6 separate regions of the Homo sapiens genome follow, and all the other regions are linked to region 1. A link is a contact called in ENCODE Hi-C or POLR2A ChIA-PET data. All regions are on one chromosome and are shown on one strand. The core of a region is the stretch at or near the end of the contact, and the rest is flanking DNA. Distances in the headings are between cores, read along the strand shown. Region 1 overlaps STAT5B (signal transducer and activator of transcription 5B). Region 2 holds the start of RETREG3 (reticulophagy regulator family member 3). Region 3 holds the start of KLHL11 (kelch like family member 11). Region 4 holds the start of ODAD4 (outer dynein arm docking complex subunit 4). Region 5 overlaps ATP6V0A1 (ATPase H+ transporting V0 subunit a1). Region 6 holds the start of PLEKHH3 (pleckstrin homology, MyTH4 and FERM domain containing H3).

What was found. A loop is a pair of places that touch in the nucleus more often than their neighbours do. ChIA-PET counts read pairs that join two places held with the same protein, here RNA polymerase II (POLR2A). Pooled maps may share reads with other maps.
Region 2: a pooled map shows a loop between it and region 1 (11-fold over the local background). The contact joins the promoter of RETREG3 here to the enhancer-like site in region 1. A Hi-C loop is called at or near these places in 6 of 50 pooled maps. POLR2A ChIA-PET finds 5 or more read pairs at or near these places in 3 of 52 experiments (CD4-positive, alpha-beta T cell, GM12878 and HepG2).
Region 3: a pooled map shows a loop between it and region 1 (3-fold over the local background). The contact joins the promoter of KLHL11 here to the enhancer-like site in region 1. A Hi-C loop is called at or near these places in 1 of 50 pooled maps. POLR2A ChIA-PET finds 5 or more read pairs at or near these places in 2 of 52 experiments (CD8-positive, alpha-beta memory T cell and activated CD8-positive, alpha-beta T cell).
Region 4: a pooled map shows a loop between it and region 1 (6-fold over the local background). The contact joins the promoter of ODAD4 here to the enhancer-like site in region 1. A Hi-C loop is called at or near these places in 7 of 50 pooled maps. POLR2A ChIA-PET finds 5 or more read pairs at or near these places in 3 of 52 experiments (CD4-positive, alpha-beta T cell, activated CD4-positive, alpha-beta T cell and activated T-cell).
Region 5: a loop to region 1 is called in a pooled map, with 2.6 times the contacts of the local background. The contact joins two enhancer-like sites. A Hi-C loop is called at or near these places in 3 of 50 pooled maps. POLR2A ChIA-PET finds 5 or more read pairs at or near these places in 7 of 52 experiments (A673, AG04450, H1 and 4 more).
Region 6: a map of CD8-positive, alpha-beta T cell shows a loop between it and region 1 (5-fold over the local background). The contact joins the promoter of PLEKHH3 here to the enhancer-like site in region 1. A Hi-C loop is called at or near these places in 1 of 168 maps with a recorded cell type or tissue (CD8-positive, alpha-beta T cell) and 6 of 50 pooled maps. POLR2A ChIA-PET finds 5 or more read pairs at or near these places in 1 of 52 experiments (activated naive CD4-positive, alpha-beta T cell).

What each region holds. Positions count from the first base shown.
Region 1 is chr17:42,247,197-42,251,307 of GRCh38, forward strand. All of the region lies in intron 1 of STAT5B (signal transducer and activator of transcription 5B), which reads right to left. Among named protein-coding and RNA genes, the nearest start is that of STAT5B, 27 kb to the right of the region's middle. Within about 2 kb of position 1,580, at least 31 of the 41 ENCODE cell types and tissues checked have a DNase peak (open chromatin) inside an H3K27ac peak, as active enhancers do; they include CD4-positive, alpha-beta T cell, CD8-positive, alpha-beta T cell, GM12878 and 1 more, where a contact is called at or near this core.
Region 2 is chr17:42,607,975-42,611,638 of GRCh38, forward strand. RETREG3 (reticulophagy regulator family member 3) reads right to left here and starts at 1,400. Exons shown (of 9, transcript NM_178126.4): 1 at 1,112-1,400. The coding sequence starts at 1,350. It overlaps TUBG1 (tubulin gamma 1), which reads left to right and starts at 1,709. Exons shown (of 11, transcript NM_001070.5): 1 at 1,709-1,812; 2 at 2,134-2,246; 3 at 2,449-2,616. The coding sequence starts at 1,764. RefSeq lists an enhancer at 1,282-1,391.
Region 3 is chr17:41,863,597-41,867,324 of GRCh38, forward strand. It overlaps KLHL11 (kelch like family member 11), which reads right to left and starts at 1,827. Exons shown (of 2, transcript NM_018143.3): 1 at 1,230-1,827. The coding sequence starts at 1,774. It overlaps ACLY (ATP citrate lyase), which reads right to left. Exons shown (of 29, transcript NM_001096.3): 29 at 3,322-3,728. RefSeq lists enhancers at 1-267, 2,011-2,511, 2,512-3,012 and a silencer at 1,788-1,977.
Region 4 is chr17:41,928,113-41,932,154 of GRCh38, forward strand. It overlaps ODAD4 (outer dynein arm docking complex subunit 4), which reads left to right and starts at 2,505. Exons shown (of 12, transcript NM_031421.5): 1 at 2,505-2,725. The coding sequence starts at 2,612. It also overlaps a transcript of ACLY not described here. RefSeq lists enhancers at 1,628-2,531, 2,244-2,333, 2,514-2,613.
Region 5 is chr17:42,516,273-42,520,208 of GRCh38, forward strand. All of the region lies in intron 21 of ATP6V0A1 (ATPase H+ transporting V0 subunit a1), which reads left to right. Among named protein-coding and RNA genes, the nearest start is that of MIR5010, 4.1 kb to the left of the region's middle. RefSeq lists an enhancer at 335-834 and a silencer at 1,278-1,327. Within about 2 kb of position 2,364, at least 34 of the 41 ENCODE cell types and tissues checked have a DNase peak (open chromatin) inside an H3K27ac peak, as active enhancers do; they include endothelial cell of umbilical vein, where a contact is called at or near this core.
Region 6 is chr17:42,675,142-42,678,778 of GRCh38, forward strand. PLEKHH3 (pleckstrin homology, MyTH4 and FERM domain containing H3) reads right to left here and starts at 1,853. Exons shown (of 13, transcript NM_024927.5): 1 at 1,261-1,853. The coding sequence starts at 1,422. RefSeq lists silencers at 354-513, 1,634-1,693, 1,784-2,033, 2,894-2,973, 3,324-3,413 and enhancers at 2,144-2,243, 2,264-2,313, 2,444-2,523, 2,504-3,005, 3,006-3,505.

The DNA.
Region 1 (4,111 bases), core at 330-2,829:
ACACAAACCTTCACCCAACCATCTCTGCCATCAACAGCAAATCTAGGGAAGAGACCAATAATACCTTAGAAAAGCACACCTATCCACCGAACCAAAACTAAATACAGAAGGATATGGCAGTTTGCCCCGTTTTCCAGGTAGCTGTGTTCTCTTAATTTGCCATGAATTAAAATGTTTCATTTTTACTTAGACATAACTTGAATATGTCATTTCAAATAACAAAATAAAAACTGAACTGAATATGTTTTAGTTAAAACAATACAAAACTGAAATCTCCTCTTTTAAGAGAGAAACGCTTCATCAGCTGGTTAGTTCCCTTGTTTGCTTACTGGGTGATATGAAACCCAACTACAGCTTTCCAAAAATAATCCCAAGTTGTGGGGTGTCCTACTACCTGTGTTTAAGTAAAACAAGTCCTGCAGAAAAAGTGGATCCAACGAGTAGCAGGTTTGTTAAGAAGCTAAATCTTGGCCAGGTGTAGTGGCTCACACCTGTAATCTCAGCACTTTGGGAGGCTGAGGCAGGAGGATCACCTGAGCTCAGGAGTTCAAGACCAGCTTGGGCAACATATCAAGGCTCTGTCTTTACAAAGAAAGCAAAACAAAAAGTAGTAGCGTGTGGTGGCGCACACCTGTAGTCTTAGTTACTTGGGAGGATGAGGTGGGAGAATCACTTGAGCCTAGGAGTTAGTAGCTGCAGTGAACTATGATTGCGCCACTGCATGCCAGATGGATGACAGAGCCAGACTCATTCTCTAAAAAAAAAAAAAATGTATGAGAAAAAGAAGAAGATAATTCTGGGCCAGGCACAGTGGCTCATGCCTGTAAACCCAGCACTCTGGGAGGCCGAGATGGGAAGACTGATTAGGCCAGGAGTTTGAAACAAGCCTAGGCGACATAGTGAGACTCCATCTCTACAAAAAATTTACAAATTAGCCCAGTGTGGTGGCGCATGCCTGTAGTTCTAGCTACTCAGGAGACAGGCAGAAGAACTGCTTAAGCCCAGGAGTTTGAGGCTGCTGTGAGCCGTGATTGTGTCGCTGCACTCCAGCCTGGGTGACATTGTAAGATCTTGTCCAAAAAAAAAAAAAAAAAAAAAAATCTTATTCTAATTCTGAGAAGAAATGACATTTAATAAGAGCTCATGTCTTAGCAAATCAAAATGTTTGTCCTGCTGGGGAAAAAAAAAAAACAACAACGGTTATCCAGGTATAAAAAGCAATTACCAGGACATTTAACATTAAGATGAACTAAAATTGTGCACAAAATAATTGTCCACATTTACTACAGCACTCATAGTGGGAGTAAATAAAATGCAATTACTTTTGCTAAAGCAACCTACTTTTTCTGGTAACAGACCGTCTCTCACTATACCTCTAATAGTAGATCTACACACAACTTAGCATGGTGTAGGAACTTGAGTGCATGCTCCTACAGCACACAACAGATGCACTGAAAGGCTCCCACCTCTTAACTAACAGCTTATGCTGCAAGGCATCAGCCAGGATAACGGCAGAGCCCTTCTGTGTATGTGTTCTTTCACAGGCGGCACTGTTACCGGAAGAAGCGAAGAGCAGCGATTTCCTTCCAAAAGGTCAGCTGCCTCAGACAGACCAAACAGAAAGCAGCGAATTCTTGCCAACTTCCCCTCCTGCTTCTGCAGCTAGTACGCAATAGCATTTAGTTTCCAGTAAAGCTCCAGATAAAAACAAAGCAAATGTGAGACCCAGAATCTACACAATGTCAGTGTCTCGCTTGACTGAACGAAGGGCAGTAAGATCATATGGAGCTACGCTTTTTCAACGTGGTGGAAGTGTTAGGAAGGTGAGATTAAACATGAAGAAAAGGTCAGGACTGGAACCATCCAGATTTTATACCAATGTCCAGAAGTCTCCATCTAAAAATAAGATGGTAGGCTGGGTGAGGTGGCTCAGGCCTGTAATCCCAGCACTTTGGGAGGCCAAGGCCAGTGGATCACTTGAGGTCAGGAGTTTGAGACCAGTCTGGCTAGCATGGTGAAACCCCGTCTCTACCAAAAATATACAAAATTAGCTGGGTGTGGTGGCGCGTGACTGTAATCCCAGCTACTCGGGAGGCTGAGGCAGGAGAATTGCTTGAACCTGGGAGGTGGAGGTAGCAGAGAGCCAAGATTGCACCACTGCACTCCAGCCTGGGCAACAGAGTGAGACTCTATCTCAAAAAAAATAAAAAGAAAAAGAAGATGGTATTTTAGAGATAATAAATGCAACAACAGATAAGGTCCCTAGTCAACTGATAAAAAAAGAATAAATTTTGAACTTATTCTCAAAATAAAGTCAAGTCAGTCATTCTGCAACATGCTAGGGCACAGGCAAGGTTCAATGCTGACAACCAGTAGATATATATACAATGAATATATAAGTTTCTTAGATTAGACATGGAGAAAAGACTGTAAAACACATAACAAAAAGGGGAAGAGGATAGAAAATATAATTTTTTTTTTTGAGACAGGGTCTCACCCTGTCACCCATGCTGGAGTGCAGTGGCGTGATCTCAGCTCCCTGCAACCTCTGCCTCCCAGGCTCTAGCAATCCTCTTGTCTCAGTCTCCTGAGTAGCTGGGACCACAGGTGTGTGCCACTATGCCTGGCTCATTTTTTGTATTTTTAGTAGAAACGGGGCTTCATTATGTTGCCCAGGCTGGTCTCGAACTCTTGAACTCAAGCGCTCCACCCACCTCGGCCCTCCAAAGTGCTGGGATGACAGGCGTGAGCCACTGCACCAAACCCAGACTTCTTTAAATTAAGAGAGTGTTAAACTACATGAAAGCCTACGCATTCAATCTTCCCAGAGGAGCAAAATTAGACCCTTTTGAGTATAAAAGTGAAGGAGAAGGAAGGGAAAATGATGATTTTAAACATTTTTCTCAACCAGATCGGTTCCCGGCTTAACTATCTACACAAAACTTGCGAGAAAATGTTACGAGCTCCTACCCCATGTCGTTGGCTCTATGTGGTTTCTAACTCGTTAGTTTCAGGTTGTGGTGGCAACAGAGACACCAGGCTTTTTGTGAGACAAGCTCTTGTTCTAAAATGTCTGGGCTTTGATGATGGAGAGTATTTTAACCCCACTCTGAGAATACCTAGTTTGAAATGAAGATAGTATGGAGTTCAAGGAAAAACGTATTAGTTTGTTATGTTAAATTAAGCCACCCACACACCCACACTAGAAACTGTTTTGTGTTGGAAACAAAATAAATGACTTCATTTCCAAGCCCTTCCTATACTTCATCACCAAACCTTAAATAATAGCAAAGGAATAAGCATGGGAAATGAGAAAAATAAAGTACTAGCAGCAGTAGTAATAGAATTATAATAACAGTAGTAGTAATAAATATTCAAGGAGTTTTGTCCACCTTCGGAGCTCAGGCTGTGAACCACAGTGGTTTACTTATTGAAAATCATCACGAGGCCGGGCGCGGTGGCTCATGCCTGTAATCCCAGCACTTTAGGAGGCCAAGGCGGGCGGATCATGAGGTCAGGAGATCGAGACCATCCTGGCTAGCATGGTGAAACCCCATCTCTACTAAAAATACAAAAAATTAGCCAGGCGTGGTGGCAGGCACCTGTAGTCCCAGCTACTCGGGAGGCTGAGGCAGGAGAATCACTTGAACCTAGGAGGCGGAGGATGCAGTGAGTGGAGATCATGCCACTGCACTCCAGCCTGGGTGATAGAGGGAAACTCTGTCTCAAAAAAAAAAAAAAAAAAATCATCAGCTAGTCAAATGAGTTTCTCCTGACAGTGATACCTGCAGTTTAACTCCTTTATAACACGAGCCACAAAATGAATTATCATAAAATGCAATTCACAAATGAATACAAAAAGATTATTTGACAATCCAAAAAAAAAGGCTTTAAATAAGACTCCCTTCCCTGAGGGTTAGCACTAAGAAGACAAACCTTCAAGCACAACCAAAGGATGCCATATTTGGGGGGTGGGGGTTCACCTTCATTCTTTTAAATCAATCAGAAATTAGCCAAAAGCTTTAGATTGTAAAAGTGAGTGGGAGGAGAATAACGAGAACTGTCCTGGGCTTGGGTAACTTTCCCATAAGGCCAAAACCTAGATCCTGAC
Region 2 (3,664 bases), core at 150-2,649, 360 kb after region 1:
AACACTGTTTTCGGGTCAATGAACTTGGAATTATTTGTTCTGCTTCAGCTCACTGAAAATCTTTCAGATAAAGGATAATAAATGTTTTGATTTTAAAACAAATTTTAAGGGGAAAGCTATTTTTAGCAAAAACACAATTAAAAAACACACATATTTTGTTGTTTCAGGCTTATCCAGAATAGTCTTAATCCATTCAGCAGCAGAAAGCCCCCTATAAGTCAGTTCCCTTGGAACCTCCTCCATTACAAATAAATCCAAAATTATGGTTGGTAGATCCTATGAAGTCCTAGGTCCACTTCAGGTGATGACAACTGAGAGAAGCAGCAGTTCCATTTTCACAGAGCATGACACACACAAATAAAGCATATTTACAGTGCTACTTTTCCAGCTCAGGAAAACTCACACACAGTATTAGACATCAATTTCCTTGCCTATAAACCATGGCTAAGGATGCCTCTCTAATTCCTTGGAACAGGGAGGAGTTACAATCACAGGTGGCTTTGACACGCGTGTAATCTCCGTCATCATTTCCTAACTGTTCTTTAAAAGCTTGTAATTTTCTTTCAATTTTCAGCTTTGGGGGCTCACACTGACGCTTAGACTTCATAAACTTCCTTCCTAGATATATAACATGCTAATTCATGCGAATCGCTCAAGCTTGTTTTATAATCACACCTATGGATACCTTTGCAAGACTTCACGCCTCTACTCCAACAATAAACTACTAAAACCTCTGGAAACAATCTAGAACTTGCACTTGAGCAGACAAGAGAAAGGAAGTGATGGCTTTAAAGGGACGCAGCTTTGTCGGGCTCAAAAGAGGAGCCCTCGCTCACTCTTGAGCGGCTCAAGATGTTACCAGAAGCTCCCGCCAGATGTGCGGGGCGGGGGTGCGGGCACAGGTAAGGCAGAGAAGATGGGTGGACGGCCCTGGGAAGAACTAGGGTGCCGAAGCCTGCAGGCGGGATGGAGTGGAAGGAGGTGAGGCAAAATTAGGCAAGTACAGGAAGGAGCCAGTGCAGCGAAGAAAACAGGGCAGGCGAGAAGTAGAGCCCTAGAGGAACCAACGAATTCGGGACTCGGAGGGTTTCCGAGGGTCCAGTTCTCTCACCAGAAAGCCGCGTTCAGCCCCAGGCACCACAGAGCGCTCCTAGCTGGCCGCTCCCACACCAGGGCTGCCTGCACCCGACTCAGCAGAGGCTCGTAAGGCCCCAGCACCTCCACCAGGGCCCGCTGCGCCGCCTCAACCTGCTGGTCCCGCTCCCAGGAGCCTGACACATCTCGGCGGCCCCTGAAAGTCGACCCCGAAGCCGGGCCTGGGGTCGTGGGAACCCCTTCGGCCTCAGCCATCTCCCCGCGGCAGCCACAACATCCGGGGCCGTGGCCCGACAAGTCACAATAACAGCAACTGCGCAGATGCGCGATTCGGCGGGGGAGGTGGCTTCGCACCACAGCGCGCTTGCGCGCAGGCCCAAGCAGGCGCCCACCCAGAGGGGAGGGAGGACGCCGTACCCCGCCCTCACTGAGGCGCGGAGCCGGATCCGGAGGCGCCGAGCCGCATCCGGAGCCGCGCACGCGCAATCTGCATGAACGAAGGCCAGTGCTTAAAGACGTGCCATTCATTGCCAGAACTCGATTCTCATTGGAGCGGAGGAAGTTCGTGGGTGGAGCTGGTTGTTTGGCGCCTGCGTCTTGCGGCGAGCGGGCTGGCGTGCGGCGCCGTTGCGGGCGGGAGCGGCTGCAACGCCGGTGCCTGAGGAGCGATGCCGAGGGAAATCATCACCCTACAGTTGGGCCAGTGCGGCAATCAGAGTGAGCGAAACTCCGGCCCCTCAGCTAGCCAGGTTCCTTAGGGTCAATGGGATCTCGCTGTGGGATCCTGGACTCCATCTGTCCTTGCCAGAATCGTAGTTCTCTGAAAGGCGAGACATCCCTGACCCAGTGTCCACTTGCCCAACCCCGAGGGGCCCTCCCCTGCCCAGTCCCTGGCGTACAGTCCTTTCCTCAGACACGGGAGAGTCCTGCGGCTTGACTTCTTATCCCTGGACGCAGGCGCCCAGTCCCCCGGCTCCTGATTGGAACCTGCCCGGACCTAGATATCTTCTTTCTCCCCTGCCCGCCCCTTCCCCCCAGTTGGGTTCGAGTTCTGGAAACAGCTGTGCGCCGAGCATGGTATCAGCCCCGAGGGCATCGTGGAGGAGTTCGCCACCGAGGGCACTGACCGCAAGGACGTCTTTTTCTACCAGGTGCCCCCAGCGACTTGGCCGGGGGCGGCAGTTGCCCAAGGGGGCGGAAGGGAAGGGAGTGGCCTGGTACTGGGAACCCCGCTGGGCAGTAGGGCCAGGCGGCTGGCTTGAGGAGGGAGGGCCGGAGGGAGCCAGAGTTGGGAGGACTTCGGACTTGGGCCGCCCTAGCTGATTGGGCCCCCTCCTGGACTCCCCTTGACAGGCAGACGATGAGCACTACATCCCCCGGGCCGTGCTGCTGGACTTGGAACCCCGGGTGATCCACTCCATCCTCAACTCCCCCTATGCCAAGCTCTACAACCCAGAGAACATCTACCTGTCGGAACATGGAGGAGGAGCTGGCAACAACTGGGCCAGCGGATTCTCCCAGGTCGTTTCCTATTCCCTGGCAGGGCCCACAACTCGCTGGGTAGGGACAGGCTCTATGACGTCCCGAAGAGAGGGAAAACCGGATCAGGGATGTATGAATGCTGGAGGGAGAGACCTGGCTGCAGGGAGTGGACTATGTAATATTGTCAAGCGCCTACACTAGCTAATGCAGTGTGCCAGGTCATTCTAAGTGCTTTACATATATTAATTTTTCTAAATCTCCCAACAACCCTAGAAGTAAGTACTACAGGTCCACAGTCCCTTATCTGCCTTTCCAGGATCCAGAAAGCCATGAAACCAAAGGACATTTCATAACTAGTTTATCAGCAAAAACAAATTTCAATGAAGACAGGCTGTTTTATAGTTTCTTTTTTTTAATTTTTATTTATTTATTTTTTTTGAGACGGAGTCTCACTCTGTCGCCCAGGCTGGAGTGCAGTGGCACGCTCTCAGCTCACTGCAACCTCTGCTGCCCGGGTTCAAGCGATTCTCCTGCCTCAGCCTCCCGAGTAGCTGGGATTACAGGTGCTTGCCATCACGCCTGGCTAATTTTTGTATTTTTAGTAGAGACGGGGTTTTACTGTGTTAGCCAGGGTGGTCTTGATCTCCTGACCTCGTGATCCACCTGCCTCGGCCTCCCAAAGTGCTGGGATTGCAGGCGTGAACCGCCATGCCCGGCCCTATAGTTTCTATCCAACTTACTGTCATTAGTGATGCCTTTTATTACAGAAATACTAATATATTTGATTAACGTGCTTCTGATTAAATAAAAATTCCCACTGGAATTTTATTTAATATATAGTATATATACCATAATACCTTTCTAAAATCTGAAATATTTTGAATTCCAAAACATAACTGGCCCCAACACTGTTAGATAAGGGTATATGGACCTGTATTATTACCTTCATTGTACAGATGAGGAAACTGAGGCATAGAGCAATTAAATAAGCTGCCCAGAGCTACATAGAAGTAGAGTTAATGGGCCAGGCGTGGTGGCTCACGCCTGTAATCCTAGCACTTTGGGAGGCCAAGGCAGGCAGATCACC
Region 3 (3,728 bases), core at 577-3,076, 380 kb before region 1:
TCCACAGGCCATCAAGGCCCTACGGGATCTGGATCCCTGCCCATTACCATCCTGGGGCTTCTCCTGTTCCTCTCATCCTGCATCCCTTTGATACAGCCACACTGGCTCCCCACTGTTCTCTAACATACAAGCTCCACCTCAGAGCCTCTGTACCTGTGTCCCCTACCTGACACAGTCTACCTTACCTCCTTCGGTTCTTAGCAAAACGTCTTCTTCATAGGGCATTCTCTATCCACCCAATTTGGAAAACACTTCCTCTCCCCCAGCAGTTTCTATGTACTCCCCCCATGCTTTATTTTTCATCAGTGATGACAATCATCCAACAGGCTATACATTTAACAATCATCCAACAGGCTATACATTTTACTTATTTACCGTCCATCTACCAACCTAAGTGCGATAAGGAAAAGGACTTTTGTCTGTTTTGATCACTGCTGAAACCCTAGCACCTTAGAATCCCGCATCTGAGCTGATGCGTAATAGGCGCTCAATAGGCATTTTTGTTAATGTATCTGTAAGATGATAATTGCCAAAACAAACGCCTCTCCATCTCTATAAACGGTATTACCTGCCTTCTAACCAGTCTCTGGAGCATTCCTGCTCCCTACAATCCGTTTAACACAGTGGCAGAATAATATTAAAATATTTAAATGAGCTATTTCTTTACCCAGCTTCCTATCACACTTAGTGAAATCCAAACTCCTTATTCCAACGCATCTCACGCATCCTTCTCCCCTTCATCCACTAGATCCAGCCTCACTGGACTATATTTTAATTCTCTTCTCTAAGCCAAACTGGATCCTGCCTGAGGGCGTTTGCGCTGTCTGGAATATTCATTCCCCATCTTTGCACGGTCAGTTATTTTTTGACATTCAGAGGTCGATCTAAACTTCACCTCTTCAGAAAGATCTTTATTCAATCCCTAGCCTTTCATTCCTTTTGAACGTCAGCACAACAGTTACCACATACTGACTTTCCTTTTCATCACTTTTGTCCCATCACCTAGTATCTGAGCTCCTTGGGCGCGGGGCGCCCTCGCCGGACCTGATGGTGCATCCTCCTCGCCCACCGCGGTGGCTGCCCCCAAGCAGGCGCTCAGCGAGTGTGAAACCAATGCATTCACTCAGGACTCGCGAGCTGCCGTGGCAGGCACTGCCCTCCCCTCCGCCAGCGAGCATCTCCCCCTCTCCGCGCCCGCCGCCCTCCGCGCTCCCGCCTCCCTCGCCTACCTGTCGGCCAACTCCAGCACCTCGTGCACGCTGCCCGTGCTGACGCGGATGCGCCCGGTGTACATGTACTCGATTACGGCTTCCACTGTGTCGGGTTCGGGCCCCGGCTCGGAGCTCCACTTGCGCATCTCCACCCGTCCCGAGCGGGACTCGGAAAACTGGCCCGAGAGCAGGGGCGTGAAGTACTCGGTGGCGGCAGCCAGTACCGAGCGGTGGGCCCGGAACTCGCGGCCTCCAGCCCCGCCGAAGCACAGGGTAATGTCGCAGAAGAGGCCCTGGCGCCGCTGCTCGTTCTGCCGCCAGGACAGCTCTGAGCAGTGAGAGCTGCACTCGAAATCCTCGGCTTCTGGGCCCGGATCGCCCCCGCTCGCCTCCATTGCAGAGATCCCCGGCCCAGGCCCGAAGTCCACCGTGCCGCTGCCTCGGACCTCGGCGGCCAGTCCTGCCGAGCCGGCGGCGGCCGTCTCCATGCTCTCCATCTCCAGTACCTGAAGAGATGCAGCCGCGGCCGCCGCCGCCGCCGCCGCCACTGCCGCAGCCGCCATCTTGACGCCGCTGCGCCCGGCCTCCACAGCCTCGGAACGATGCGGCTGTTGGTACGACACAGAGGGATTCTGGGATTAAATAGTGCGCGCGGGGCGGGGCCAGGTCGCCCGCCGGCCGCACATGCGCCGCCTCGCCTCCAGCAGCGCCGCCTCGCCTCCAGCAGCGCCGCCTCGCCTCCAGCAGCGCCGCCTCGCCTCCAGCAGCTCTGCCTGCCTTGGTGAGGTCCGTCAGTAACAGTCGCCCAGTCCAGAAGACTTCGCCCCAGGCCTACCCCCAGGGCGTCGGTGCGAGTATGGCTCGCTTCCTTTCCTTAGTGGGTAGCATGCTCTCTGCAGTCATTTTGTCGAGTAAAGCCACCTTAGACCATCACCTGTTGTTAAAGCCTTGAGTGGCAATACAGGATTTTTATAAGATCTAGCCCCAGCTAAGTGGATGAGGGATGAATGAGTTACTCGTTATCCGTTTTTTTTTTTGTTTCTTTTTGTTTTTGTTTTGTTTTGGGTTTTTTGTTTTTTTTTTTTTTGAGACGGAGTCTCGCTCTGTCGCCCAGGCTGGAGTGCAGTGGCGCGCTCTTCGCTTATTGCAACCTCCGCTGCCCGGGTTCAAGCGATTCTTGTGCCTCAGCCTCCCGAGTAGCTGGGACTACAGGCGCCCGCCACCACTCCAGGCTAATTTTTTTTTTTTTTTTTTTTTTGAGACGGAGTCTCGCTCTGTCGCCCAGGCTGGAGTGCAGTGGCGCGCTCTTCGCTTATTGCAACCTCCGCCGCCCGGGTTCAAGCGATTCTTGTGCCTCAGCCTCCCGAGTAGCTGGGACTACAGGCGCCCGCCACCACTCCAGGCTAATTTTTTTTTTTTTTTTTTTTTTGAGACGGAGTCTCGCTCTGTCGCCCAGGCTGGAGTGCAGTGGCGCGGGTCTCGGCTCACTGCAACCTCCGCCTCCCGGGTTCACGCCATTCTCCTGCCTCAGCCTCCGGAGTAGCTGGGACTACAGGCGCCCGCCACCATGCCTGGCTAAGTTTTTGTATTTTTAATAGAGACGGGGTTTCACCGTGTTAGCCAGGATGGTCTCGATCTGCTGACCTCGTGATCCACCCGCCTCAGCCTCCCAAAGTGCTGGGATTACAGGCATGAGCCACCACGCCTGACCGTAGATGAGCATTTTTAAAACCATATATACTGAAACTATTAGTACAGTTCAGGCCAGGCCAGGCACAGTGGCTCACGCCTGTAACAGCACTTTGGGAGGCCAAGGAGGATGGATTGCTTGAGTCCATGAGTTCCAGAAGAGCCTGGGAAATACAGCAGAACCTTATCTCCACAAAAAATACAAAAGTTAGCCTGGAGTGGTGGCATGCTCCTGTAGTCCCAGCTACTTGGGAGGCTGGAGTGGGAGGACTGCTTGAGCCCAGGAGATGGAGGCTGCAGTGAGCTGTGATGGTGCCACTGTACTCCAGCCCTGGGGCGACAGAGTGATACCCTGTCTGGAAAAAAGTACAGTTACAAAGGAATACAGATCAAAGGATATGGATGCCAGGAGCCAGCAGTATGCCTTCATTGTTACTATATAGTTTATTTAAACCAGACTATGATAATACAGAGAAGAGACTGAGGTGGCAGCTGCCCAGAATCTTTGTGGATTACAGATGCAAAGTAGTTAGGAGTCCTTGGACCCACACTTCAGTTACAGACAGACAAATCAGCTGCATAAATACAGAGAACATAAGACACAAGACATTTCACAGCTTTCTGCATTTCCATTTTAAATGTATGTATGTTACAACTTTACATATTAAGTTACTACTCCACATATTTTGTGACAATGGCTAAGGATGCAATGGCCCCATCCCCCTGACATAAACAGACTCTGGTCTGCAACACAGAACATTTCAGTGGGATACCAAACAAGCCCTTAACACGTAACATACAAAAAGATCTTTAAAAATCAGATTAATA
Region 4 (4,042 bases), core at 1,255-3,754, 320 kb before region 1:
TGGTGGACAAGGCCAACTCTCTCTCAAAAAATAAAAATAAAAATTAATTAAATACATATTTACATTAAAATATTTCCAGTTGATTTTTGTATATAGTGTGAGGTAAGGATCAAGGTTTTTTATTTTGGATTTTGTCTTTCCATATGGCTATCCAATTGCTTCAGCACACATTTGTGGAAAAGAGTATCCTTTCTCCATTGAATCTCTTTGGCAACTTCATTGAACATCAATTGATCATATATGTGTGGATCTATTTCTGTTCCATTAATCCATATATATTTACATATTTATGCTAATACCATTACCGTAGCTTTAAAATAAGTCTTGAAATCACAGAATTTAAGTTCTCTTTTGTTCTTCTTTTTCAAAATGGTTTTGGCTATTTTAGGTCTTTTGCATTTCCACATAAATCTTAAAATCAGCTTGTTAATTACTGAAAAAAAAAAAAGGCTGCTGGGGCCAGGCACAGTGGCTCATGCCTGTAATCCCAGCACTTTGAGAGGCTGAGGCGGGCAGATCACCTGAGGTCAGGAGTTCAAGACCAGCCTGGCCAACATGGTGAAACCTCATCTCTACTAAAAATACAAAAAATTAGCTGGGCATGGTGGTGTGCACCTGTAATCCCAGCTACTCAGGAGGCTAAGGCAGGAGACTAGCTTGAAACCGGGAGGCGGAGATTGCAGTGAGCCGAGATCACATCACTGCACTCCAGCCTGAGTGACAGAGTGAGACTCCACCATAAAAAAAAAAAAAAAAAAGCTGCTGGAGTTCTGATTGGAACTGCACTGAATCTGTAGATCTCTTCCTTGCAGGAGGTTTTTTTCTGATTAATCCTGGTTGCTCCAGCAACAGTCCTCAACTCATCAATGAGCCCACCTTAACTTAGAACAGGACCAGTTTCACTGCAGGTCCTTAAACCTGTTGCTGCTCCTTAAACACCCTGTGAATGTACACACCTCCAGCCTTTGCACATGTTATTTCCTTTTTTTTTTTTTTTTTTGAGACAGGGTCTTGCTTTGTTACACAGGCTACAATGCAGTGGCCCAAACATGGCTCACTGCAGCCTCGACCTCCCACGCTCAAGTGATCCTCCTGCCTCAGCTTCCTGAGTAGCTGGGACTACAGGCACACGCCACCACACCCAGCTCACTTTTGTATTTGTGGTAGAGACAGGGCTTCGCCATGTTGCCCAGACTGGTCTCGAACTCCTGAGCTCAAGCGATCCTCCCACCTCAGTCTCCAAAGTACTGGGATTACAGGCATGAGCCACCACACCTAGCTCTCATTCTCTACTTACGTCTACTGGGCTCCACCATACTCACCCTCAGCTCAAATATTACCCCTCTATGAACATGTCTCTAACCCATCCCAGACCCTGGCTGAATCATTCATTTGCCTGGGTTTCACACCACTTTGTCCTCATCTCCCTCACAGGCACACAGAACTTTTAATTACTAGTTAATATCACTTAAGTGGCCGTTACTTGTTTATACATCTTTCTCCCCTATTAGATAAAACTCCTTCAAGCAGGGACCATATTATTTCTTATATTTTGAATTAAACCTTTTGAGATAATCATAGATTCATATGCAGTTCATAAGAAATAAATACAAAAGAGATCCCATGTACCCTTTTCCCAGTTTCTCCCAATGGTAACATCCTTAAAAACTTTAGTACAATAACACAACCAGAAAATTGACACTGATACAATCCACTGATCTTACTCAAATATCCCCAGTTTTACATGTATGCCGTGTGTGTGTGTGTGTGTGTGCATTTGTAGTTAAAGACATCTTTTTACTATTTAAACTTTAACAATGACATTAGGACGTTTTGGAAGTAACGTAGTAAAGGCAGTTAAGCAAGCTACTTAGGGTATCGTTGGAGCCCAGAAGAAGCACCTAGTCCACTTTTGGAGGAGTGGTGATGGTGAGGGAATGGGGAAGGACGTCAGAATATGCCTTGGTCAAGGCCCGCTACTAGTAGCTGCTCAAATAACTGCGTTAAATTATGTTGAACCCAACGTTATTTTCCATGTTTTCTTATGCAAATCCTCGCATCCCTGAGTGTTCCATTATTTTCATATTTATTTGGCAGGTGGAACATTCGAGGCTGGGAGCCCTTACATGCCCCGCGAGAGGTCACGCAGTTAGGAAGTGACAGGAGCGAAGTCAGCCCAAGTCTGCTGACTCCAAGCCCAGTGCTCTCTCCCCCTAATGGCGGTACGCCGTGCACATATCCTTACCACGTATGCCTCATCCCTATTCGGAACTTTGCCTCCAACCCTCTTCCTGTTTTCTTGGCTGTCTTACAAGGGAGCCTTTTCAGGCAGCAACTCCAGAGAGAACCGCCAGAGCGTGCAACAGCAAACACTAACCAGCCCAGCCGTCAGCCACGCAATCATCACTCCCTGGCCCAGTGCGCGGCAGAACTGGCGCAAGCGCACGCCGGCAGGTTGTACCCAGAATCCGGGCCCTTGCCAGACGGGGGCGGAACCGGAAGTCGCTGTACATCTCATGGTTGCTAAGAAACGGAGCTTCCACAAACCAGATAGAGGTTCTCCAGCTTTTCTTTGATTGTCTCTGCTTTAGCGTCTCTAAATCCGGTCACCATGTCGGACCCCGAAGGCGAGACCTTGCGAAGCACCTTTCCCTCTTATATGGCCGAAGGCGAGCGGCTCTACCTGTGCGGGGAATTTTCTAAAGCCGCGCAGAGCTTCAGCAACGTGAGTCGAGCTCTCAACCTATCCATCACCCCATCACCCGTCACTTTTTTTTTTTTTTTTTTTTTTTTTTTTTGTGACGGAGTTTCGCTCTTGTTGCCTAGGCTGGAGTGCAATGGCACGATCTCGGCTCGCCGCAACCTCCGCCTCCCGGGTTCAAGTGATTCTCCTGCCTCCACCTCCCAAGTAGCTGGGACTACAGGCGCGTGCCACCATGCCCGGCTAATTATTTTGTCTTTTTAGTAGAGATGGGGGTTTCACTGTGTTGGCCAGGCTGGTCTCGAACTCCTGACCTCGTGATCCACCCGCTTCGGCCTCCCAAAGTGCTGGGATTACAGGCGTGAGCCACTGCGCCTGCCCCCTGCCCTCACCTTTTGATTGCAGATAACACTGAGGTCTTGATGATGCCTGGAGGACCCTGTTGTTTCTATTATTCACTGATTTTTGATGGACACACTGCTGTCACAGATAAGCCCTGTGGTTGGCCATTTTCTACCAGTTCCCACTTGCAATCTCCATTCTCTGCGTTAACAGTGACCTTTTCCTCCACTTTTACTTAAATGTTTCATGATTAACCGGCCTCCTTCCACAGAGCAGCCTTACCTTCCCATCATTTGCTGGCAGATTGGATGGGAGGTTGCATGCAGAAGCCTCAATGTCCCCAGCACACCGTTGCTTATAAAAGGTGGCCAGTAAGCAACATATGATTATTATTATCAATTTTGAGACAAAGTTTTGCTATGTTGCCCAGGCTGGAGTGCAGTGGCAAGATCTCAGCTCACTGCAACTTCCGCCTCCCCAGGTTCAAGCGATTTTCCTGCCTCAGCCTAGGGAGTAGTTGGGATTACAGGCATGTCCCACCACGCCTGGCTAATTTTTGTATTCTTAGTAGAGACAGGGTTTCACCATGTTGGCCAGGCTGGTGTCGAACTCCTGACCTCAAGTGATACACCTGCCTCGGCCCCCCAAAGTGCTGGGATTACTGAGGTGAGCTGCTGCACCAACCAGCAACATTATTATAGTAACCCTAGTATAAATTGCATCATCCCACCCTAAGGGGATTGGGTGATGGTTTTTGTTGTTGTTGTTGTTGTTGTTGTTGTTGTTTTGGAGACGTAGTCTTGCTCTGTCTCCAGGCTGGAGTGCAATGGTGCGATCTTGGCTCACTGCAACCTCCACCTCCTGGATTCAAGTGATTCTCCTGCCTCAGCCTCAGGCACACTGCTAAGCAGACTGGATTTTTGTTGTTGTTAAGATGGAGTTTTGCTCTTCTTGCCCAGGCTGGAGTGCAGTGGCGCAATCTCGGCTCACCCCAACCTC
Region 5 (3,936 bases), core at 1,114-3,613, 270 kb after region 1:
GATTCAGCTGTGGGTTTTTCTGAATGATGGGCGGAGAGTGAGGCATGGAAGGGCAAGACGTGGCTAGGGTGCACTCTTCTTCAAAAGCCCTGCTGCGTCAGTAGACCTGGCTTCCTCTGGCCTGGCTCTCTCCCTCCTGGCCTCCCTCCTCCCCACCCAGCTCATCTGGCTGGCCTCCCTGTTCTAAGCTTATCAGCCGACCCCCGCAAGCACACTTCCTCAGCCCTCCTCAGTGCACGAGAACCTCTGAGGACTCACTTTTTCTTGCCCCTTGGCCTCCTTTCTTTTCTTTTCACTCCTGTCTCTTGAGCCCTGGGTTTGAGGGAACAGTGACCACCTCACCTTGATTCCAGCCCACGTGGGTAGCCGGTCATCTCCCTGGGCAGGGCGGGAGCAAGGCACTGTTGCAGAGCAAGGCCGCCTGGGCTTGAGCCTCATTTTGTTGCCAGAAGATTGCTTCCTCCTCAGGCTCACCTGTGGCCTCCCCGTGTCTTCCCAGGTCCCCCTGAACTGAAGTGATGAGTGGCAGGACAGCAGGCTCCGGAATTGGGCGACCTGGGTTGGAATTCCAGCACTGTCACACCAGGCAGGGAACCTGAGCAGAACATTCACTGCCAAGATTACTGTGAGCAAGTAGGAAGTAATGCACACACCAAGTGCTGCCACAGCAAAAGCAGGTGCTCTAGGATGGGTAGTGGCTGCTCTGCTTAAAAGTGGGATGCCCTTACTGGGTGCGATGGCTCACACCTATAATCCCAGCATTCTGGGAGGCTGAGGCAGGCAGATCACCTGAGGTCAGGAGTTCGAGACCAGCCTGGACAACATGGTGAAACCCCATCTCTACTAAAAATGCAAACATTAGCTGGGCGTGATGGTGGGCGCCTGTAATCCCAGCTACTCGGGAGGCTGAGGCAAGAGAATCGCTTGAACCCAGGAGATGGAGGTTGCAGTGAGCCAAGATCGCGCCACTGCACTGCAACCTGGGCGACAGACCGAGACTCCGTCTCAAAACAACAACAACAACAACAACAACAAAAAAACCTGGGATGCCCTAGAGAGAGGGTGTCTGCCTGGGGTCCCCCATAAAAAGACTGCTTTTAGCCTGTCTAGAGTGAGAGAAGACCCCAGAGGAGGCAGAGGATACCATCAGAATGCCCTCAGGTGCTGTTTGCAAGGAACAGCCTCCCCATATATGTCGTATTTATTTTGGCAATAGGAGTATTGGGTAGGAGAGGAAAAAACAGTGCAAACCTCCTTTGTGCAACTTCCAGAATCTCGTCTTTGGAGGGCTGTTCCCGTGACACGAGTGGGGCGCCTCCCCCACCACTAAAACAGAAGTGAATGAAATTGGTGCTTGTGCGCCCCCTCCTGGCAAAATGCGGCTGTGCGTCCAGGATGCCTGGATCTTCCCTGTGGCCCAGGACTGCAGGAGGCGTTCTGAGCTGTGGCCCTCTTACCAGGGGTGGAGCCTCTGGGGCTGCTGAACCAGCTGTAGGGATGGTGCTGCTGTTCTTCCTGGCATCCATCCTAGGCATCTTCATACCTCCCACTTTATCCCTGCTGTTTCCTGATTCAAGGGCTGCCCCATTATACAAGTTCTGGTCTCCTCAGTGGGGACAATAAGAAAAACATTTGATTCGATAACATATAAACCACTAGTGTGAGATTCATGCAGCATCATAGGAAGGGGGGTGATGTGTTTGAAAACAGTGAGCAGGCTAATGTATTAATCTGCTAATTCTGTCTCCTGAGTTTTCTCTCTTTTCCTCCCTCCTGCCACATGAAGTGTGCTTGGCTTCTTACCTACCATAATTAGACATCTTTTCTTCCTCAGAGAAGGCATGAGACAGGGATTTGATTGTAGTTATCACTGTAAACATCAAACTGATTTTTATGCAGAACTATTGCCCCAGGGCATACCTTCCAAGGAACCTGGTCTCTCCTTACCTAGCGAATTCCACATACACATAGATGTACACCTACCTGTACACTCACAGATTGGGTGGTGATTAAAGGGACAGAATCGGGGACCAGCTTCTTGTTAGGAATGCAGTGTTGCCACGGCATGACAGCATGGAGCAGTTGAGGGAATGGCTGCCCAGGAGAACTCAGAACTCTTGAAATGTAGTTCCAGGCTGCCATCATTGCCCTGATATTCAGGCCGTCAGACAGATGTGTGTTGTAGGCCCTGAACGGCACAGAGAGTGGCAGAACAGGCTACATAAACAGCTCAGCCCAGAATTGTCTTTCCAGACTGCCTGCCCTCAGTCACAACCCCCACCAGGGAAGGGAAGCGGCCCCAAGACTCCTTCCTCCTTCACCCACTCGAGGAAACAGAGTTCCTGTTACGTGGCATGAATGATGTCTTTTGGCCCCAGTTAATCCCTCTGAGTCACCAGGTGGCCTTTGCCAAGTGCTGGAGCTGGAAGAGATGATAGAGACACTCATCTGGCGTCCTGAGGCTCTCCTCACAGCTGTTGAATTCTAGAGGTGCATTTCAGTGTCTTGGGGCATGGCAAGACTTTGGAGGCTCCCTGAGCAGAGCAGTGGAGATGCCCAAAAAGAAGGAAGAACCTAGGATGGCAGATGGGGCCCCCCTTGCCCTGGGGAACTTCATGTTTGTACTTTCTCAGGAAGCACACATTTCCCCAGTTCAGCGGGAGAGAGTGGGGAGACTAGCAGGGAAATTGCTTTCCAGCTTTGTGCTGGGTGGTTGGGGTGAGGGTGGCCACGGAAGGAGGTGAAATCAGGCTGACCTCAAGATAGACCCAAGATGTCCCAGTTCTGGCCGCTCTAAGTCTCTAAAGCAGCAGCTGGTGGGAGGGGCAGTATTGGGCAGTATGTCAGGGAGGCCACCTGTCTGCTCACACAGTACAATTGATGTGCCCCTCCCAGGCATATATCCCTCTTCCTCCTTGCTGGGCCCCCATGGGTAGATAAGGTGACTGGAGGGGTGCCAAGAAAAGGGCGGTGCCCCCACAGGCATCTGAAAACAAAGCTGCTGCTCCATTTGCCCAGTTTGAAGATTAGAATGGTTTTGTGATTAGCCAGGAGGGGGTGGGGGTCAGAGTTCTGGACACCTCACTGGAGTCGGGGGTCAGCATACCCTACCAAGGCTGACATTCACTCCTAGGTAATGGCCTGGGACCCTCAGGTGACTTGTCCACTCTCTGGCTATGTATTGTTGAATGAAAAGGGGACATGTAAATCTCGTTTCAGCTGTTCTGAAATAACCCTTGCCACATGGGAACACAGTCTATTCAACATGAAGAATTCAAACCTAACACAAGTGGGTGAGAAGCAGGAACCCACTGCTAGGCCCCACCGCGTTCCCTCAGAGGTGGTCTCAGTAGCTGGAACTTGGAGAAGTAGTTTTGGTGGGGTGTTGGGACGTGGGTGAATCCAGGTCCTGGTTTGGAATTGCTCTGGTGGGAACCGTCAGCTAACGTCAGTTGGAAGCTCTGTGTCCTCCCCCTCCTGAGTCCTGTTTTTCCTGGAGGACCTTGGCCCACCCCTGTGGAATGTGGGGATGTGGGGAAGAAAGCTGACTGCTTTTACTCCCACTCAGAAAATTCGGTTGCGCTCTTCTTCAAGGGGGTGCTCCTCAGCCTGCACCCCAGTGAAGGGGCCTCTGAGGAACTCCCAGTGCCACTGGCAAACAGTCTGTAACCTTTGGGCCCCAGCCACCTCCCAGCCCCTGTTCTCTTAATTCCTGCCTTCTTGGCTTGGAGGGAGGAATCTCCATTTGTAAAAGCTGAGTTAGGGAACTAGAGGGTTCCTGAAGCTTTAAAGCGCCTCAAAGCCCTCACCCTGCACGTGACCTGTCACCTGGAGCCTGCCCCAGCCCCCACGCCTGCCTGTTCTTATAGGGGCTCCGGTGCCTCCAGGGTCACACAGCACCATGTGGAAACTATTCCTCAGGGCAGCTCTCCTTGG
Region 6 (3,637 bases), core at 603-3,102, 430 kb after region 1:
CTGTAGACTGGGGTCTGAGAGAGGCCACAAACCCAACCCGGAGGCCAGTCAGGCGGGAACCGTGCCATCCTCATATTGCTCCCAGACTGCTAGAGCCAAGAGGGGGAGGTGGGGGAGGGGGCCAGGGACACCTGTCCCCAGGCTCAGGGAAGGGGGGAGTTGAGGTGGAGCATGAGGGAGGCAATGGCCTGGTAAAGCCGACCCTGCCCAAGCTGGAAGCTTGGGGACGCCTGGGTCCTGCACCCTTCCTACGTGAACCTCCACCTATTTTCTGGAAGGTCTGAGTGGGGCTGTCAGCCACACCACATGTGGCAGGTACTGACCACCCTCTTAGGCTAACTCCCCTAATCGCAGTGCCCTGCTTCCCTCCCTCCCCCCTCCTCTATATTTATCCACCCTCCGCCTCCGCCAGGTGCTGGCGCCGGCCCCGGCGGCGCAGCCCGCCCCACCCGGGCACCGAGCCACTGGGCCTGCTGGGGACCCCTGCGCGGGGGATGGGAGCCTGACCCGGGCCACAGCACACGGGAGTCTGGCCGCCAGTGTGCAGGAGGGATGGGGGAGGAGACGTCAAGGGATGGAGGTCTCCCACACCAATCGTGCCTCCGTTTCCCCACGGGGAGATTCGACAAAACCAGGCAGCAGCCCAGTGTCCCTCACCATCCATCCCCTCAGGGGTTTCCCAGGAGCCTCACCCGGGAAAGCCGAGAGTTCTGTCCTGAGTGGCAGGGTAATGAGGAGGGGTCCTCAAAGAGCTCCCACCTCCCTCTCCTTGGGGTCCCCGCCACAGACCCCAATCCTGGGATGACTTCTCCCCCTCGTCCAGGTCTCCGCAGCGGGAGCTCTCGCATCTGGCCTCCGCACTTGCGAACTGGGAGCGGAGGGGGACCCAGGCGTTCGAGCCGCCCAGCCGGCCTCGCCACATTCCTCGGCGCTGGCGGAGGCGGAAGGAGACGGGATGGGACGCGGGCCCAGCGGGGAAGGGAGAGGCAGGGCCAGGTCGGGCCACGCGTGACGCCTCCCCTGCCTCAGGGCCCCCAGCAGGTGGATAGCGCCCAGCCTGCAGCGGGAGGCCCACAGGCACATCCCGAGTAGGGCTGCTGCTCCGAGAGCTCCCGGGGGCTTTGGCCCCCAGGCAAAAAACTCTCCCTCATCCCTAGTTCGCCAAGCGCGCAGCGTGTGGCTGGAGGCTGGAGCGGATCAGCGTGACGGCCGGTTACAGCGAGAGTGATTGAGACGAGGCTCCGAACCCCCGGGACTTACCCTCCCGCCGCCCGCTGGACTCGGGGTCCGCAGCTCAAAGGTTTCCTCGTCCTCGTCCTCGTCCCCGTCCCCGCTAAGCTCGCCGTCCCCGTAGTCCCGGTGCAGAAGAGTGAAGCCTCGACGGCAGCAGAGAAGCCACCATAGTCCCCCGGGGAGAGGCATCCGGGCGAGGAGCTGCGGATGGGGGCGCGGGCAGCCGCGGCCGAGCAGTAGGGGGTCGGAGGAACTGGCGGGGCTCCGACCCGAGCAGGGGAAAGATGAGGTGGGAGGAGCAGAAGGGAGAAGAGGACAGGGAGGAGGCAGTGTCCTGGGCTGGGGTGCAAGGGGACGCTAGCCAGACGCTGAGGGGGGCTCAGTGTCTGGGCCCCCGGAGGGGGGAGGGGGAAAAGCGTCCAGGGCCCCGGGAGAGGAGGGAGCAATGTCCGGAGCTGGGAAGTAGTGTCCGTTGGAGTGTCCAGCCCTGTGGGGGGCAGTGTCCGGTGCAGCGTCCGAGGTGGGCAGTTGTCCAAGCTCCAGGGAGGGTCGTGTCCGGTAGGGCGTCCGGTGGCCGGGGCCCGGGCCGCGCGCGCTGCGCTCCCTGCAGCCCCGGGACTGGCGCGCTGGGGGCGCGAGCACAGAGCTGGGACCCCGCCCCCCCGGCCCCCTCCCTCCCGGGGGGCCCCCCCTCTCTCTTCTTTCTCTCCTCCCTTCTTTACTAGGCAGGGTCCAGGTTTCGTCACAGTCTCCTCTGTCCAATCCCTGTGCCTGGCGCCGGGCGCGGCTACCAATCAGACGGCTGAAACCGCGTTGGGTTGCATCATGTGCCCCTGGCTTGGTGACAGCGGGGAGGGGCGGGGAAACAGGGAGGGAGGGGACGAGGCTATGTTAGCCACGCCCCAGTCTCTGAGGTCGGACGCGGGGTGCTAGTGACGTCACGGAAGCCCGCCTTCAGGCTCTTGTTTTAACTCTTGGCTCACCAACCAATTAAAAACCCTGTTGAGGAGTTTTGGCACAGGACAGAGGAAAACCCAACTGCCGCTCTCTGAACCCCTGTCTCGTCTCAGGGTCCCTGAGAAAGGGAAACGCCTTGGCTACTAAGAGGATGTCCAGACCTGCGAGGACACAGCTCTGGAGGTGGCCCTCCACGTCTGGGGAGAAGGAGTCCAGTTTCTCCAGTTTCTCGGTCTGATTCAGCTCTCCCCCACCCTTTTTTTTTTTTCTTCCAGACAGGGTCTCGCTGTCTTGCCCAGGCTGGGGTGCGGTGGAGCCATTATAGCTTACTACAGCCTCGAACTCCTCGGCTCAAGGGATCCTCCCACCTCAGCCTCTCCAGGAGCTGGGACTACAGGCGTACACCACCATGCCTGGCTAATTTTTTAAATTTATTTTTTGTAGAAATGGAGTCTCACTATGTTGCCCAGGCTGGTCTTTAACTCCTGGGCTCAAGCGATCCTCCCAGCTTGGCTTCCCAAAGTGCTGGGATTACAGGTATGAGCCACTGCACTCGGCCTCACCTCCTTTTCGAGGTGAAGGAGTTGAGGCAGGCACTCTGGGAAGGTGCAGACCTAGGCCGGAAATAAAATCGAATATAGAGCTCACAGCTCACCGAACTCAGCTGGGGAGACTGACTTGGATTCTAAGGAATTCTGTGGTCTCCGAATACAGTGGAGGCCTCTTAGGGCTAATATCCTGCGGCTCTGTATAGGAAGGGGTTAACTCAGGCGCTAGGCGGCCGGGGCGGGGCCGCGGCCTCCGCGGGCGCGCGCGCGCGTTGCTGACTCAGCGGCGATTCCAGAGATCTTGGATGGAGGGTTCCAGGTCGGTCCCCAGTGGCTGGCGTGTGGGACCCTTTGAGGATCGGCGCCGTCTCCGGGCCTTCCCTGGATCCTGGCCCCTAGAGGCCGTGGGGGACCCCTTTTCGCCGCTGCTGCGGGAGGCTCTGAGGACTGCTAGCCTGGGCAGGGCTGGGCTGGGCGGGGAGGGGCGGGGAAGGGCGGGACGGGCGGGGCCGTCAGGCCAGCACCTCCCTTGAGACCTCCTCGCCACGCCCCGCCCTTCTCGACCCTAGACTCCAGGCTGGAGCGGTGGGGACAGCTTTGCTGACCGATATTAAACCGCGAGAACTGTCGCACGTGAACACCATCCTGCCCGTTGTGATTGTGTAAAACAAAGACCAGGAATCAATGCGAGCGTGTCTAGGAGGCCATCTCGGCCGTGGCCTCTCTCCACATGAGAGTGGCCTGTACTGAGAGATTACCTAGGAATGGAGATACCACAACCATCTTCCAGGTCTGGATCCCAGGCCCTTGCCTGCAGAGAAGTTTTTTCCCATATCCAACCTCTCTCTTTCCGGCCAGCTCAGTGCATTTCCTCTGACCCAGTCCCCAGAGAAGATGGA